Regions from separate parts of the Homo sapiens genome. Here region 1 is linked to region 2. Evidence: chromatin loops called from intact Hi-C (ENCODE). Cell type or tissue: dorsolateral prefrontal cortex. All regions are shown on one strand. Links, peaks and the distances in the headings refer to the core of each region. The heading gives the core; the rest is flanking DNA.

Region 1 (8,971 bases), core at 362-8,361, 74 kb before region 2:
CCAAAATAAAATGACATATGACTTAGCCATATAATATTATACTTAGTTATCTGATCATTATATTATAACGGACTTAAAAATACTTAGAATTAACAAAGTTTATGCTTGTTATTATGTTATATATAAGAGTTTCCAGGTTCACTGAACTGCACCTCAAGAAACATATTGATGCATTCTCTAACTACATTTAAATCACTGTGTGTACAAAACACTTCTTATTCTCTGAGCTTTAATAGCTATCTGTAACATAAAAATGTTAATATGCCTTTTCCACTCTTATTTTTTCTGTTCAAAACCGTTTAGGAGACTGGCTTCATTGATTATAAAATGATCTACAGGAGCCTCTGTTCTTGAAAGGAAGGGGAGAAGAGAGGAGAGAGAAGGAAGGGGAGAGAAGAGAGGAAGGGAGGAACTGGACAAGAGCTGTTTGAAGGAGTCCAGGTAAAAGAAGACTGTAGCTGGTACCACATTGTTAGTAGTTGAGGTAAGAAGAGCGAACAGACTGACGGATAGGATGGAGAAAGAACCAACAGGTCTGTGTGTTGCTGATATGTTTGTGTGGGTGTTGGGAAGTCATGAAGAAAGAAAATAGAGAAGCCTAGGATTCTTCTGAGACTTGCTTTGAACAAGTGGGTGGATATAAGTTATTTACCAATTTAGGAATGGTGAGTAAAGAGAAGTTTTGGTAATGTGTAAATAAAGAGCTGTGTTTTGACTTATTTGACACTCATTCGAGAGGTATTTTAAGCATTCATGTAGCAAAATCAACTAAGCAGTTGGATATTTGGATTTGGAGTTATAGGAACAGGTACGGCTAGAACTCTAGATTTGGGAGTCATCAGTACAAGATGATATTTAAAACATGTGCTACTCATTAGGTCACCCACAGAAAACCTGTAGATAGTGAAAAGAAAGCTCAATATGTCAAAGAACTATAATGTGACCATGCAGTGCCTAGATGAGAGTGGCTAAATTGGAAAGGAGTAAGATTGAATGGATCATATAGTGTGGCTTGCCCATTTAGCCACAGAGTCAGTGTCTAAACATCCTGACTTATTGAAGAATTTAGAAAAGCATGACTTTTCCATAAAATGATATTTATGGTCTCTCAATACAGAGGGGAACTTTTTCCTTGTGGACTTTAAATTTCCCTGAATTACATAACACCAGAGATCAGTGGTCCTAATTTTGAATCAATTTTGGCAATAATTTAGATGGATCTTGTACTATCCCTTTTCTGGCTTGCAGGAGACTTTGTGCCTTTTGAAGTAATATGGCTATTATTTCTCTCTTGTCAAGTGTGCAATAGGTATTGCCACACATTAGTGAACCACTGAACCTAACCCATTGTATCTTTCTGTCATGTTAGCATTAATGGCAAGTGTGAGCAAGACCCCTGGGGAGGACAGGCTTTGAGGACAATTTGGATTAATATGCTAAATTATCTAAAATAAATAGGGACTCCATGTGTAATTTTCATTTCCTAAGCCCTGCAACAATTATAGTTATTCCACTGAAATGTCTGTAGCAATGAGATCAGTGACAAAAATAGTGCTTGAAAAACAAGAGCAGAAATGGCAAACATGTTATTTATTTGCTTAAATCCATTATAATGGGACTGGCAGTGTTAGTCTCATTAACAGAGGGACCTTTCTTTCCACACGCCAGCTGGAATAATAAAGGCAGCTATGTGACATTTAAAATGCAATTGCTCTGCTATCTGTAGATGATTCTGTTTCTGATACTTACTGATCACAGAGGAAAGAGATCTGGGTAGAATGTAAACCGTTTTGTTCATCATCTGCATTCCCAACAAATATAGCATTAGGGTTAAATGCTATAATATGGCAAGAAGGATATGCTGAAAAAGTATTTATGTCAGAATGCTTGAACATCTATTTGAAGCAATTCATGCAATTGTTCTTTTGCCATGTGACCAACCAAGAGTTGGTAGAAATACATCTGTTGTGTTTTTCTTGAATAGGCAAAAATAAATTATAATTAGGGAGATACTGCTTTGTGCACATAAATATACTGCATCTTTTGAAATTAGTTGTTCCAAACAAGTGAAAAGGATGCAGATTTCCCTCTTTGAATACTTAGTGAATGCAGGCTCATTTTGATGCCTTTGTTTTAATGATGAAGTGATGATCTTGAATTGAAACATACCTGTAGAGGTTAGGCATCATGTGACAAAGTAAGTTTTGGGATAAATTTAAGAATCTGATTTATTCAAAATTCTTTGCATTAAGGATTTGTTTTAAACCTCAAATAGGCAAATACTACTCAGTGATTTTCCATCCCTTCTTAACTGTTCCAACATGGATTCCAAAATGAGGGGTTTTAGGGGGGATTTTTGAGGCTTCCATTTTCTCGGTCAGATGAAAAAATTAGGAAACTCAGAGGCAAATAATGGCCTATATAATATATCACTTGGGTGGCCAAGCTTCTCCAGACCTCCAAGGTTCAGGCTAGAATTTTAATGGGTTCCCATCTTACTTGACCCAATTCATCTGTTTCCACTAGGTATCTTTATCCTTTACACACTAAAACCATGGAATGAACTGTAAATCATCAGATTATAAATTTTTATTCTGACGTTTTTAGGAACTACATTTATTCCACTTTTCTGTGTATGTAATGAGGTCTTGCTAGTTTTTTATTTTAGAGGCAAACAGCTATGCAATTTTGACTCATATGCATAGTAACAAAGCCGGAATATAAGTCCAGTTTTCTATGTAAAAAGCTATACTCCAATATTATTAGGATTATGAGGAGTATATAGTTTTTTAATCCCTCTCTCTCCCCTCTTATATATATACACACACACACAAATACACACCACTTACACTCAGTATTGCTGAAATTAAAAGTTAGATAGAATGCCTCAAAAGTAAGATAAAAAAGAAAAGCAAATAGCATTATTAAGAAATGAGCAGAAAGAGACTACCTAAAAGAAGAGAGTGTCTCTCATTCTCCAAAGCCTTTCTCTCTCATCCTATCTCCATACTAAGATTAAGAGATCATTAGGGGTCCATTTCATCCCCTTTGATGGATCAATTTCATTCGTCCAACAAACCACATACAGCTGACTCTGGATTGAAAAGCATCTGCTGGAGCCAAATTCTTGAGGCTTATTTTCCCAGAAACCGGTTGGAGAGGATGCTTCCTACCATAGAAAATCACAATAAACTATGCTCCCCTTGTGAATATTCACAACACATAGCTACTAAAAGCTCTAAAAAGCTCTGCTGTAAACCCTTTTAACTACTTCTAACATAGAGTTTCTTAAATATATCTCACCAGAGAGCCTTTAAAAAATTACTCCTTATTAACATCTACCAAGCTAAATGTTGGACTGGAATCGTGATTCTCAAACTTTAAATTAGGATAAGAATCAACTGGGTACATGTTGGGTACTTGTTAGAATCTTAAAGTCCCGGGGTCTACTTTCGCAAAGTCAAAAAGCCTCATTTCCAGCAAGCATTCAGGTGGATTCTGATGAAAGATGTCCATAGACCACAATTTAAGACACACCATCCTGAAAACTAAACTGAGGTACTCTTAGTAAAAGTCAATGCTGAGGTAGGCTCTGACCATGTAACCACACTGGTCTTTACTGGGCAATATGGGAGCCATTCTTATTCTACTCAGAATTACACTCTGTGTTACAAAAGGAATTATCATTCCCGATGGCAAGAATGTACCTTCAAGGAATGGTGGCCTCCCTTAGGCTGGTTGGTCCCGGCCCCCCAGTTATGCTTTCAACAAACATTTGTCATTTACCTTCTACGTGTTTTACAGTTTACATATTCAATCAAATTGTACTCGAATGGCATTGTACATGATCAGTAATATGCAGGAGATGCACAATGCCAGAGAAAAGCAGAAATGGCATGCCACTTCTGGATATGGTGTGATAAAGGAAGTCTTTACAAAGGAGGTAAAACAGAAACCGTCTTGATTTTAGCAGACTGAGCTAAGAGGAAATGTCTTCAGGCCTAGGGACTATGTGAGCGTATAGTGTGTACTAGGGAAAATATGGGTCAGGGCTCATTTAGAGTAACAGTAGATGTGAGAGAAGCCTGGAAAAGCAGTTTGATGGCAGATTGTAGAGAGGCAATAATTTTCTCTGGAATATTTGCTAGACAGTGAGAATTTGGTAGAAGACGGGATTTTAGGTCTCTATTGAGATTAATGTGATTATTGAATTTAAATACAGAGATATATGAGAATTGTGCAGAGCATTCCTAAGATAAAGGGGGTAGTTACTCTGTATGTTACCAAATGATACTGTTCTCAGTGATTTAAAAGAACAGGAGAAGGAAAAGTTAGACCACTAGTATTTTTCTACTCAGGTTTAAATTGAAAAACTATGGATTAGGTAACTCCTTGAGAACCTTTCCTGTCTCTTTGGCATATGAATAGCTATCTTTATGATGTGGTTCTTCTTGAGGATGTGAAATGTCTCTGATATAGCAGATTAAATGTCCTCCGAATATTTATTTATTAAAAACCTTGTGTGTATAAAGAGTGGGACTCAATACAGAACTAGCATTGCAACAAATGATCTATTAAAATTAAAGATTTTTAATTTTAGGCACAATGAAGTGTTATATTCTGTCTACTGTGTTTTAATTTTAGGAATTCTTTTTAATGCAGTGAATTATTCTACTGTTTGAGGATCTAAATATAAAATTCAGTGATATTCATGAAAATCTAATTCTAAGGCAATGAATATAGTGGAAATGCAAAGTACAATAAAACTTGATAGAAAACTGAAACACAGCCATTCTTTTGAGAGAAGATATGGAATAACAGTGGACCATATTGAAAGTATAATCACTAAGACCGCTTGGTGTACTAAAATCGACAGTTGATTAGAATGAATAATTAGGAAATACACTGACTTTTATTTTGCAAATAAGACTTGGAAATTATTAAATCATGGATTCATATTTTAGATACTAGAACATATATATTTTATGATAGATACAAAAAAGCACAGTTTACATCCTGGGAAATGAGCTAGTGATGTGTAATTAAAATAATACCTATCAATATAGCTCTAGCTAAGTGGCTGATAGTTTTTAGCTATTATGCAGTCTACTGCTGAGAAATTGATTAGGTAATTGCAGAATGGATCTAATTCAATTGCTGATTGAAATAATAAAATGAACTGTTTCCTGAGCTGGTCATACTGATGATCTTTTAACCAAATTAATTGGGTTATGCATTAATTACCAATTGTTTTACACTCCAACCCTCTACCTCCATCACATACACACAATAGATCTACTTGGTTTTCTAGATTCAATCTTGGTTCTTAGAAAATATACTTCATCTTGAAAGAAGATACGGCACATTTGGAAATATAGGTGGGCCTTGGAGCCCTGCATAGTAAACATGGATATGATTATAAAGCACTGAGCTTACCACCTGTTACAGATTAAGAACAATCATTATTAGCTATTGCTATTAATATTTTCCTTAAAGAAAAAGTTATGTGACAAAACAAAGCAATTTGGTTAAATATAGAAAATTGGATTTTAAGAGCCACCTATTCTAGGAAACCTGTTCGGCTTGTTCACATCTACTTTCCTTCCAATTCCTTTATACAACACAAATAAGAAAAACCAACATAGGTCAAGATCAAAGAATCCCGCTAACACACCCAATCAGTGCAAGTATATACTCAGCAAACATTTCCTCTCCCTGTGTATGCGATGGTTTGGCTGCTCACTCACAGTAAGACAGTAGAGGGTAATGGTATAAATATGGGCTCCGGAATCAGACTGCCTGAATTTGAACCCTGGCTTCTCTGTTTATCAGAAAATTACCTAATTCTTCTGGGCTTCAATTTCCGTTTTTGAAAAACAGAGATAAAATAGTACCTTACATGATGGTTGTGAGGACTAAATTAAAATTAGCCTTGGACATAATAATTACTCATAAAATGTTAACTTATTATGTTTATTATTATTATAATGCTTTTTCTTCAGAAAATATATGTTTGGAATATGATGTTATGAATCCATAGTATTCATGAATTTTCTCTTCGACCAGATATAAACATTCCTTACTCTTCAAGTTAGATTTTTATCAAGGAAAAGTGAAGCTGAGGAATAAGCAAATTCTGAATGATTTTTGTTCCCGTAATTATTTAACATTGCTAATTCAAAGCCAAATTTTGAAACTGGAGCCTGAAATAAAGGTATTTTGAGAGGTCTTTATATGAAGTATGTATGAAAATCTCAGGAAAGGTAGAAACAAACAAAAGGTGTGAAATCAACATCAAATACCCACAACTTAGAAAAATTAAACTTTCCATGACTAAATTTTAAAAACTGGCTTTTATTCATAGTTTAAATATTATTAAAAGAAATGCGTACTTTACAATAGATTTTTCTAATTTTCCTTTGACCAATGTGACATTTTGAGCAGTTACTTTGATATGTAGATATCTCTGCATATAAGGATGATGGGAATGTGTCACCTATAATAGGATTTGATTATTTCAAATAAAATTTCAACATGTATGCATTTATCCTTTAGATTACTTCAATGAAAATATGAGAAAGAAGTACGTAATTTTGTCCTAAAGAACCAGTAAAAAATCCACCTCAGCTTGCTTTAAAATCTCTCTTCAAGTTATTTTCTTATTTGACAACTAAATCAAACAACCAGTCCTCTTACTTTCTTTGATCTAAACAATTTTACAGAGGCTACCTTGCAAATGTCCCAAGAGATGAGCCTGCTCACAGTGAAAAATGTACTCAGCAGGAAATTCGCTTAATGATAATGATTATTCTTCTATGTAATGGACATTTCATTGTCAGTAAAGTGTAATATTATTCTGTTGAAAGCTTTACATATGCAGCCAGCTCCAAAGACACACTAGTTTAACCTGCGTATCTCATTTTCCAGTTCTATCATTTGTCTTTTTGCATATTCAGTGAAAACCTTTCATGCTTGATACATGGATTGCTTTATGCTAACGTTGTTGCTTTTATGAAAAAATCTCCATAGCTTGTATGGATATATGGATTCATGAATACATTTCACATGATATCTGGTTGTAGAAGGTGGCATCTATTGTTTTGCCATGTGTGAGTGTATGGCTAGAGATTACTACTTTTAATTAAGCAGTGAATTACCACATTCTACTTTTTACAATTGCAAAGTTTTAACATGGGCAAGTTTTCCAGTCAGTAGTGGTTCGAGACACCACTACAGTATTTGGACGGCTGACTAAAAGGTCTCTCTTAGACACACACACAAAATCTCTGTATAGGTTTTACAGGATCTGCAATGCCACAAAACGTCTTTGTTTGTGTGTTTAGCATTAATGGCCTGCTTTCTCTTCAAAATATAAATACTCTGGAACACAAAATTGTGTCACCTCCACTTTCAGAAGTTGTTCCCCCAAAGCAAGCAAGCCCCAAGCTACATGACTGTCCGCTTCATCAGTCAGAGGTACTGAAATAAGGCGAAAGGCTAAAGGAGAATTAATACGTGAGAATCTCTGAGCCCCGAAAGCGAACCTAGAATTCTTCCCAATTAAAACATTAAGCAGAGGGGTACACTTAGGACCCGATTAAGAAATGGATAATGTATTCCTATGTACAGTAGCCCCCCCTCCCCAGTCCATTTACTCCTTGTTTCATTTTCTGTGGTTTCAACTTCTGCAGTCAACCATAGTCCAAAATTCTTAAATGGAAAATTTCAGAAATAAATAATTCATAAGTTTTAAATTGTGCACCATTCTGGGTGGAGCTAAAATTTCACGCCATGCCATGCCCCATCCCGCCCAGAACGTGAATCTTCCCTTGACCAGTGTATCTACATTTAGATGATCCCCACCCATTAGTCACAGTTATCAGATTTAAAAAAATATAATATGTATAGGGTTTGGTACCATATGCAGTTTCAGGAATCCACTGGGAGTCTTGGAATGTATGCCCTGCAGACAAGAGAGGGACTGTTGTATAAAGATAGACAAGGGAAATATAGGCAATTTATTAGTGTGTAAATATGCTACTCAAATCAGTATTTCTATTTCAGTAACATATAACCTCATGGGGATATACTTACATACAAAGCACAAATATGTGAAATGTTCTTACTAAAGCACAGGTTTCATTATAACTTAGATACACCTATATCCCATATTTATGTAATTATATTTTAAGTCTCTTTAGTGTTTAGTGCACATATATAATGGGGTCATATATGTATATATGTGCATGAACATGTATTTTATATACACTACTGTTCAACACACACTATTGATTCGTTTTTTCATTTTTTTTTATTTTACTTTAAGTTCTGGGATACATGTGCTGAACACGAAGGTTTGTTACATAGGTATACAAGTGACATGGTGGTTTGCTGCACCTATCAACCTGTCATCTAGGTTTTAAGCACCTCATGCATTAGGAATTTGTCCTAATACTCTCCCTCCCCTTTCCCTCCACCCCCAGACAGGCCCTGGTGTGTGATGTTCCCCTCCCTGTGTCCATAGTTCTCATTGTTCAACTCCCACTTATGAGTGAGAACATGTGGTGTTTGGTTTTCTGTTCCCGTGTTAGTTTACTGAGAATGATGGTTTCCAGCTTCATCCATGTCCCTCCAAAGGACATGAACTCTTGCTTTTTTATGGCTGCATAGTATTCCATGGTGTAAAACACACACTGTTGATTCTGTGATCTCATTTTCAAGGGACTGATTTTTAGTTAACGCTTATAACTTCTTATAGATAACTTAGCATTATTCTCATTTTTCAAAGTAAAAAAATCATTGTAAAATAATTTAAAAACAAAGTAGTCACATTCAAGTTTTTAAAAAAATTTTTTCACATGTTAAAAAATGATAGCAAGCTGTATTAGTTTGTTTTCATGCTGCTAATAAGGGCATGCCCGAGACTGGGCAATTTACAAAATAAAGAGGTTTAATGGACTTACAGTTCCAT
Region 2 (8,971 bases), core at 545-8,544:
GCAGCACTATTCACAATAGCAAAGACCTGGAACCAACCGAAATGTCCAACAATGATAGACTGGATTCAGCAAATGTGGCACATATACACTGTGGAATATTATGCAGCCATAAAAAATGATGAGGTCATGTCCTTTGTAGGGACATGGATGAAGCTGGAAACCATCATTCTCAGCAAACTATCGCAAGGACAAAAAACCAACCACCGCATGTTCTCACTCATAGGTGGGAATTGAACAATGAGAACACTTGGAAACAGGAAGGGGAACATCACACCCCAGGGCCTGTTGTGGTGTGGGGGTAGGGGGGAGGGATAGCATTAGGAGATATACCTAATGTAAATGATGAGTTAATGCGTGCAGCACACAAACATGGCACATGTATACATATGTAACAAACCTGCACATTGTGCACATGTACCCTAAAACTTAAAGTATAATAAAAATAAAAGAATCCTAGCATTCATATCAATAAATGAAGAGATATCCTTTTGTATATCTGCATTTGGGAAAGATAAAGTTTCTCTAGAATTCTACAGAATACTAAAATTCTATACCCAAGATAGTGCCTGGGGACCTAGAGGGTGCTCAGTAGATATTACTGAATAAGGATTAAAACAAGGAGAAGCCCTGGGTTTTGGAGGCAGTCAACCTGGCATGGGAATCCTAGCCTGATACATGTTATCCATGTGACCTTAAATATTCTGTTTCTTGTTAGGCTATTTTCCCAGGACAATGATGCCTTCTTGCTCTATATTTACATAAATAAGTGACCTAGTGACCTTTCACTGGACAAGGAACATTTGTCTTATGGTGATTTTCTTTCTTTGCCATCACCTAGAATCAGGCAGCAATCTGGCTGGCTAAAAAGGGAAAGCACACATAGAGAGACACACGTATAAAAATTTTATCTCTGGCAGGCTCCACTGTGTTTGGCACCCAGTCATGCTTCCATTCTTGTTTGGCCATATAGGCTATGTAGGTGTTTCTATTTGTGGGTGTATGTTACACTGAAAACCCCTAACCATTCCGATCATGCTGCTCTCCTCATCTCTGTACCCAAGCAGCAGAATCCTAGAAGTGAGGAACTGCTTTTCCACATCCAAGCCCCAGGGTTCTCTGAGTAACTGTCAAATCTGCTTCTCCCAGCACTCAACCACCCTCTGCTCTCGCCCCTGCCCCTCTGTCACTTATCTTCTGTGTTAGTTAAGTCCACAGCTCTCACCCCCACAAGATTGAATGTAAGGGTCACTACCTATTCATCGACAAATCGCCTAGAATAAAGTGCATAGATGTAGCAGCACATCTGTGTCCTAAAAAGCCCAGTTCAGTGATTCACAATCCCTGCCCCACACTCCTACAGCAAGAGAATAATCTCTCTAGACATGCCACTCTTGCATTTGCACGCAAATGCGTAATTGCTTCCTATTGCCTCGCCTATCGAATTTATATTCTTCAACCTGATTATCCAGATATTCTGCCAAGACCCTTGACTCTCTTTTCTCATAGCTGAACTCACTGGTATTGCTCACTTCTCTCACAGATAATGTATAAGCAACAAAATCTAAGCCCATTCCCAGTTCTTCATCCAGAACATGCCTCTTTCTCCGGGCCATAGACATTTTATTCCCTCTCTCCTTTTCTCTGCCAGCATACTCTGCAGATCCTTTCAAACGCTCCTGCATAAAGGAGAAACCACTCACCTAGCTGCTCATTCTTTACTCACAAAGGCCTCAGGCCTCAAGCTCATCCTTTAACTTTTATTTCTCTTTTCAGCAAAGAGTGTGTTGGTACATTCACCTTCCCTCCCTAGGTTGACCAGTTTTTCTAACTGGACCCCAGACCTTTGATGGTTGTTGCTTTTTCAGCTTGCCAGCTGCACCTAGTACAGAGTTATTCATCAGGAATATGCCCAGGAAGTGTTATTGACTGATACGCAGCAATGAATTTTTTTTTTTTTTTATGATAGAGACTTCCCCCAAAAGGGGAATGATTTCCTTAGCTGCAAGTTGTGGTTGTGGTTGTTGTTGTTAACCATGCAGCACAATAATATATTCCTAAGTTTGTTTTCTTCAATGTTTTACACTACTAAGATTAATAAAAGAAATGCTTTTAGGCTGTTGTTTCAATTACAGTATACTAGAAAGTGCTAGAGGAAAACAGAAACAAAAATCTATGGCTATGGGGCACTTCTTGAAATAAAAATGTCTTGCCCTCTCTTTATTCTGGCAAAATAGGAAAAGAAAAATACTCTGTGCTGGCAAGGGGCAAGTTCAGGCATTTAATGGATCTTTTTGTCAGCTGTCATTTGTTTCTACCAAGTGCTACATACCCTTTACCGTAGATGAATACTCCTTATGTCTACAGAAAGACCCAGGGTGGCTCGGGGTGCGTTGTAGGCATTTCAAAGTCATTCTTCCTTTACATCTCTGCCTGTGTTCAAGTGCCTATTTTCAATTTGCAGTTGTGCTGGGAAAACGTTTTGATTCTTGATTTAGAATGTGCACTCCCAGAAGGTTCCAAGAGAGTTTCAGGCAGAGAGATAAAGCTTGTCTCTTTATGCTGCTTTCTAGCGTGTGCTCTGTGGCAATAATACACACCCCACACTGTGCTTATATCCCTGGTTTTATGAAAGTCAGTCCAATGCCTATTTGGTGAATCTTTTGACATGCAAGTACTGTTCCCTGAGGAAGAAAGCTAGTTGCAGCACTTTCTCTCTCCTCCTCTCTTTGTTTTCCATGTTATACATAATTCTTAGGAAAACCGTAGTGTGAAATGCACCGGAGAAACTAAAATCGCAATGAAAAAGTCAGCTGTAAACGGTATATCTGACATTGCTCACTACAGTAAAAAGACCCCATTTTATGAACATAATAAGGCTCAGGTTCTATGCTTTGAGCTAGGGTGAAACAAACACATAGGCATCAACCAGCTGAGTCCCAAATTACCTAGGCCAACTGAGGACCCACAGACTTTTTTCCCAGGTGATATGATGGCAAATAAATCAAGTTCAAGAAAGCTGAGTGAAAGTTCAAATACATTATATGCTAAGGCTGTTAAGCCAAGAACATACAATCAGACTCTGTCTGTAGCCAGGGAGTTTGAGCTCACCTCAAAAACAGCCTTTCATCTAATGAAATGTTAAAAAGACTTCCAAAAATTTTACCACTGTTGCCAAAATCTATCTTTCATCGCTTGAGCAAATTGCTGTAAACTTGTTGGAGAGGATTTTCTATATTTATGCAGAATGTTGTCATCTACATGTTGGTATTTGCTAGATTTTATTTCATAACATTTTTTTCTCCAATCAAACTAGCTGGATTGAATTTCAAAATTGAGCTCTCTTTTTAGTGGTGGTGGAGAGGGGGGAGGTTGTAGAGCATCAAATCAAAATCTAATGAAGTTTCTAATGATCAAATAAATAATCACTTGACATTTATTGCCATGTTTGGCAATCTGCAGAAATGGAATAGAGTAGATATGCCTACAGCCCCATTTCCCATAGATTTACATTATGCTACCACACAGAATTAAGCTGACATAAGCTCTTTAAGACTCACTAAAGCAGCAGATTTTACACAACTTGTTTAGATTTTTTTTTTCCTTCTCCATGATCCCATATTCCCTGAATAAATCTTTCTATCCATTTTCCATTCCTTGTTCTTTTGAGAGGCCTGCTGGAGCTTCCCCTTGATGTCATTTCAGGCTATAACCCTGCAGTTTGCGTTTATCTTAGCTGTAAAATGCAACAGTAATTTATATGCTCCCTTACTCCTGCTTCCTCCGAGGCACTGGCTGCCAGCTGTCTACCCAGCAGTTTAAAGAAAGAGCTGTAATGAGCGAGAGTGCAGCAGGAGAGGGGCGGCGCCACATCACATCAGAGGCTTTTATTTCTGCTTCCTCAGTGAGCACTGGATCCACATAAATGGCATTTTCTGGCGCTGACTGGCTGCAGCATAAAGTCCTTCCTCCCCTGCACCTCCACCTTCCCGCTCTCACCTCACACCAGCCTTATGGGGACAGGCTTCATCATCTCTTCCTTTTATTTCTGACTTAAGGAGAACAGAGCAAAAAGATGAGACAAAGCCTGGGGCAGCTGTGATGCTGCAGTGTAGGGTGTGAGATCCTAGTGCAAACCTTGCCCCTCAGCACCAAGAACATGCTCTTGGAGCTGTGAGACAAAGCTTCCCAAGAGCTTGATGCACTCAACATCCTTAGATTTTTAGCTGGGCTATTGAGATGTTTTTTTTTTTAATGTAATTCAGTTGAGGTTTAGTCTCTTTAAAAATAATCCAATAGTAGGGTTATTTGCCTTGAGTTTTGTAAAAAATAAAAATAAAAAAAATAGGACAAAGCCATTTTAGTTTAGTTCTGCCTCCAGAATCTGTTCCCCTGGCACTCTCTTCCTCTCCCATATTCTGTTTTTGGGGGTACATAAAATATGCCCCTTTTCATGCACAGGAACCCACACAAGTTCAGGGAATAAAATTCAGCATAAAGCAGCCACAAAGGAGTTTCCTTTATGCTACTAAAATTAGACAGCTCTCTTTTGCCAGTCCACTGAAAACAATCCCAATTTAACAAAAGGAAAGGAAAAGATTTTAAAGCCTGTCTATATGTTTAATATTAAGACTGGCACTAGGTAGAAGATAGAGCACACACTGGCAAAGGATCGGCTCCTTTTCTGTGATATTCCTGAATGTGTTGACTATTAACATCTCCAAGGAAGACCTTGTCACTTTAGGATTCTTATCTCTCACATTCCCTTTAGCTTTGTGTAATCTTGATTTTTGTCCAAAGCTGGTGTTTCTTGGCAGAGACTGGCAAAGCAAAAGCTAGGAGCCGTGTTGAAGGAGGCTGAGCTTCAGATCAGTGGATCAATCTGAAGGAAGGGTGTGAGCAACAGTTAACTCTTGCAAGTACTGGTCCTTCCTTAATTCAGTCGCAGCAGAGAGGTTTTAATATTTTTCTTTCTTTGGTCAAGTTCATGGCCACAATTATATTTTCTACTGAGAAATGATTTACTAGTCTGACAAAGACTTCAAATATCTTTTTTGTGACTCTTATTATTTATTCTTCTATAGCTGAAAAAATATCAGAAAGGTTCTTATGTTTAGAAGATGTAAATTTCCCTGAGGTTTCACAGCAAGGATGGAAATAATAGCTTCTTTCTAACATAATAGCATTGTGATGTTTCATTATAACTATAATTTGGGGTAAATTTACAAAAAAAAAAAAAAAACCACGAGAAAGCTAAACGGAATGTACTGTCTTTATCTATTAATCCTTCCATACTTTCTGCAAAAGATATTTTGAAGTCTCTCCAGTCTTTCTCTTCATTTCTCTTCAAATGGCATTAGATTTATGTAGAAGGAAAATAGATCAGAAAGACTCATGTATTTTTGGTGTTTTCTAAATGCACAACACACCGTGATTTTACTATTGAAGAATTGCAATGCAAATGTACTTACTGGTTCTAAGGCTTTTGATGCATAAAGATCCTGGAAGCTACTTCTACTACAAGAGATTATCTAAGAAATAATAAAAATACAATGGAAAGCCAAAAAGGGTGTCCTCTACCCTACTTACATATTAATCTGGAAATAGAGCAGCTTTCCAGACCCAAAGCAACATGAAATACAATGGCTGGGAAAAATGCAAGAGAGGGAGAAGACACCTTTCCTACCACCTTTAGGAAATATTTTGAGCATAAATCATCATACAAAACAATCATATCTCCTACTTTTTTGGTGTTAGTGGGGGTTGAGCCAAGTAAGAGGATAACAGTGATGGGGAACCATTGCTAATTTAAACTAAGGAAGCAGCTGAATCATTGAAATGTATGTATATGATGACATATTGCAAACAGCATTATAAGAACTTTGTGTTTTAAACTTGGAAGTGATGTTTGATCCTTCTAAGCCAGCATTTGTCTTTTAATAATATTTAAGCATTGATGATATATGTGAAATAGATCATCTTTATACAGAATTAGGCTTTTCAGCATGTAAAAACTTTAATCCACTTTTTTATATACTAGACTTCTATATACTCTATATTAAAGTATCCCAATTAAACAAAACCAAAACAAACAAAATCTTCAACTCCTTGTAAAGGTGTCAATCAGCACAATTACTGCTTTCTAGCAGGAGGACTTTGTGATAAGAGCAGAAAGAAAGATGCTACAGGATAAAAGAATAGAAATGATCTAAAAAAGATGTCAGGAGTAGACTCCACTAGAAGGTAACTAGAAAAATGGATGAATTAACCATTTCAGGAACATGTCTTTTCTCTTGGTTTTGAGCAGGATTCCTAGAGAAAATGACTAGATAAATCAAAGTAAATGGCACCAACTCTAGAAAATAATACACAAAGAATAGTGGCATAGAGGTTGGGCAGCAATCAAGATGACACATTTATTTTTTCTGAATTTAATGTAATTTTACTAATAGTGGTTTGAGGCTACCCTAAAAAGAAACTCTTCAGCAATGTATGACATGGTATGAGTCAAGGCTTTGCCCACTCCCAATTGGAAATTTGCCCTGTAGATTAACAACTCACTTTTAGCACATTCTCACCATATGTAGCAGTGAATTATCCATTGCGATTGCTGGCATAGTAAATGCTCTCATACAGACCCAAGTTTCATATCACTGGGGCTATTATCACACCCCTCTCCCCATATCACTAAGTACTAATCTGTCCTGACAATGTGACATTCATCACAAGCTTTTTCTAAAAATTCTATCATTTTGGTTCACATTTTTCTAACCTATGTATGCTTGGAATATTTACACACACACACATATATACACACAGCCTAACTTTGAATGTGTTCTTCTGTAGAATGGAAATTTCATTTTGCACCTGAGTTAACTGAACAGCAATATGAACCAAATGATTTTCCTTCCCACAGAAATGTAACAGGTAATAAAGCTGTCTTTGTAGTAAACTGAAAACTCACTATGTAAAAAGCACTAATTTGGTGACTATGTTAAACACACATTTATATAAAATAGTTCCGGCCCTGGAGGAGCTTGTAACTAGTGTGGAGGCAAAAAAGCTTATAAAACTTGGAAAATAGCCAGCCAAAGTTAGTAATAAGTACCAAGTAAGTAGAGTAGAGAATGAGGGCTCTCAAACTTCAGAGGAGGAAATCGTTTTGGATTGTCGTGGCCTGGGAAGCTTTTGTGCAGCTGGTAAATTATGAATGTAAAGTAGGAGAATGGAAAGGCCTAGGTAAATAAGAATTATGGGAAAGGCACGCCAGGCAGGAGGCAATGGGATCAGTAAAGAGTAGAGAATGCTACAGATGAAAGCAGAGACATGAGCATGAGACAACCGTCTGTTTGTTGAAGTGAATGAATGGGCAAATATTTATTAAAATCCTACAGGTATAAAGCACCGTCCTATTTGCTGAAGATACAAAGGCAATGAGGTCTTTGACATTCCAGGATCCCTAACAACAGAAGCCAGCTCTATTGGGCAGCATGATGTCATAGAACAGGGAGAGCATGGCCATCAGACAGCCCCAGGTTCCATTCTGGCTCTGTTATCATAGCTATTATTACAGTTCCCTGTGTTTCATAAAACAATAAATACAGAACCACATACATCATAGCAGGGGTCCCCAATCCCCAGGAACCAGGTTCCATCCTGGCTCTGTTATTTATTATGGGACATTGTATAAGCATTTGGAATCTCAAATTCTTCACGTACAATACTGGCATAATGATGTCTTATTTATTTATTTATTTATTTATTTATTTATTTATTTATTGAGACAGGGCCTGGCTCTGTCACCCAGGCTGCAGTACAGTGTAGCAATCTCAGCTCACTGCAACCTCTGCCTCCTGTGCTCAAGCCACCCTCCCACCTCAGCCTCTCGAGTAGCTGGGACTACAGGTACACACCAACATACCTGGCTCTTTTTTGTATTTTTTATACAGACAGGATTTTGCCAAGTTGCTCAGGCAGAACTCCTGACCTCAAGTGATCCGCCTACCTTGGCCTCCCAAAGTGCTGAGATTACAGGCGTGAGCCATTCTGTCTGGCCAACAATGCCTCTTCTATAAGTGTGTTATTACAGGAAATAAATGAGAAAATGTGTGTAAATAGAAAGACTCAGTAACTGGCATATGGTGGCCATCATATAAATCATATCTATTATTACAGCTCACTGTGTTTCACAAAACAATAAATACAGAACCACATACATCATAGCAGGGGTCCCCAATCCCCAGGAACCAGGATACACAGCAGGAGGTCAGTGGTGGGCAAGCGAGTGAAGCTTCATCTGTATTTACAGGCACTTCCCATCGCTCGCATTACCGCCTGGGCTCCACCTCCTGTCAGAGCACTGGTGGCATTAGATTCTCACAGGAGCTCAAACACTACTGTAAACTGTGCATGAGAGGGATCTAGTTTGCAGGTTACTTATGAGAATCTAATGCCTGATGATCTGTCACTATCTCCCATCAACCCCAGATGGGACTATCTAGTTGCATGAAAACAAGCTCAGGGTTTCTACTGATTCTACATTATGGTGAGTTGTATAATTATTTCATTATATATGACAATGTAATAATAAAAGAAATAAGGTACATAATAAATATAATGTGCTGGAATCGTCCCAAAACCATCCCTCCACCCCATCCGTGGAAATATTGACTTCCATAAAACAGGTTACTGGTGCCAAAAAGGTTGAGGATCGCTGCATCATAGGGACCAAACCAATTTAACACAAATTCATTGAGGACCTATGATGTCCCAGGCATCATGCTAGTTCAATTACAGGCTGAGAACATGGAGTACATCTTGAAGGCACAGAACAAGGAGGCAGTCTAGAAGAGTAGTTATGAGCATGGGTTTTGAAAACTTTTGACCTGGACTCCAGCTCTTCAAATTTCTAGATTGCAACCACAGACAATTTAACCTTTCTCAACCTCATTTTCCTCATCTTTAAAACAAGAAT

What was found. Hi-C counts contacts between places; a loop is a spot of excess contacts. Peaks named below come from ENCODE experiments on the same cell type or tissue, not always from the same donor. Only the 100,000 strongest peaks of a DNase experiment are listed, where the experiment ranks them.
Region 1: a loop joins it to region 2, with 4 times the contacts of the local background. A loop is called at or near these places in 3 of 110 quality-filtered maps.

Annotation. Positions count from the first base shown.
Region 1 is chr5:125,498,473-125,507,443 of GRCh38, forward strand. LINC02240 (long intergenic non-protein coding RNA 2240) reads left to right here. Exons shown (of 4, transcript NR_109887.1): 2 at 304-484. The region is part of intron 8 of LOC124901056 (a long non-coding RNA gene); the gene reads right to left. Among named protein-coding and RNA genes, the nearest start is that of LINC02240, 9.7 kb to the left of the region's middle. In dorsolateral prefrontal cortex, for the core only: no CTCF peak of the experiment used is centred there; no DNase peak of the experiment used is centred there; H3K27ac peaks cover 5,395 bases.
Region 2 is chr5:125,572,225-125,581,195 of GRCh38, forward strand. All of the region lies in intron 3 of LINC02240 (long intergenic non-protein coding RNA 2240), which reads left to right. The region is part of intron 8 of LOC124901056 (a long non-coding RNA gene); the gene reads right to left. Among named protein-coding and RNA genes, the nearest start is that of LINC02240, 83 kb to the left of the region's middle. RefSeq lists a silencer at 4,532-4,826. In dorsolateral prefrontal cortex, for the core only: a CTCF peak has its summit at 3,855; a DNase peak (open chromatin) is centred at 3,857; H3K4me3 peaks cover 619 bases; H3K27ac peaks cover 5,025 bases.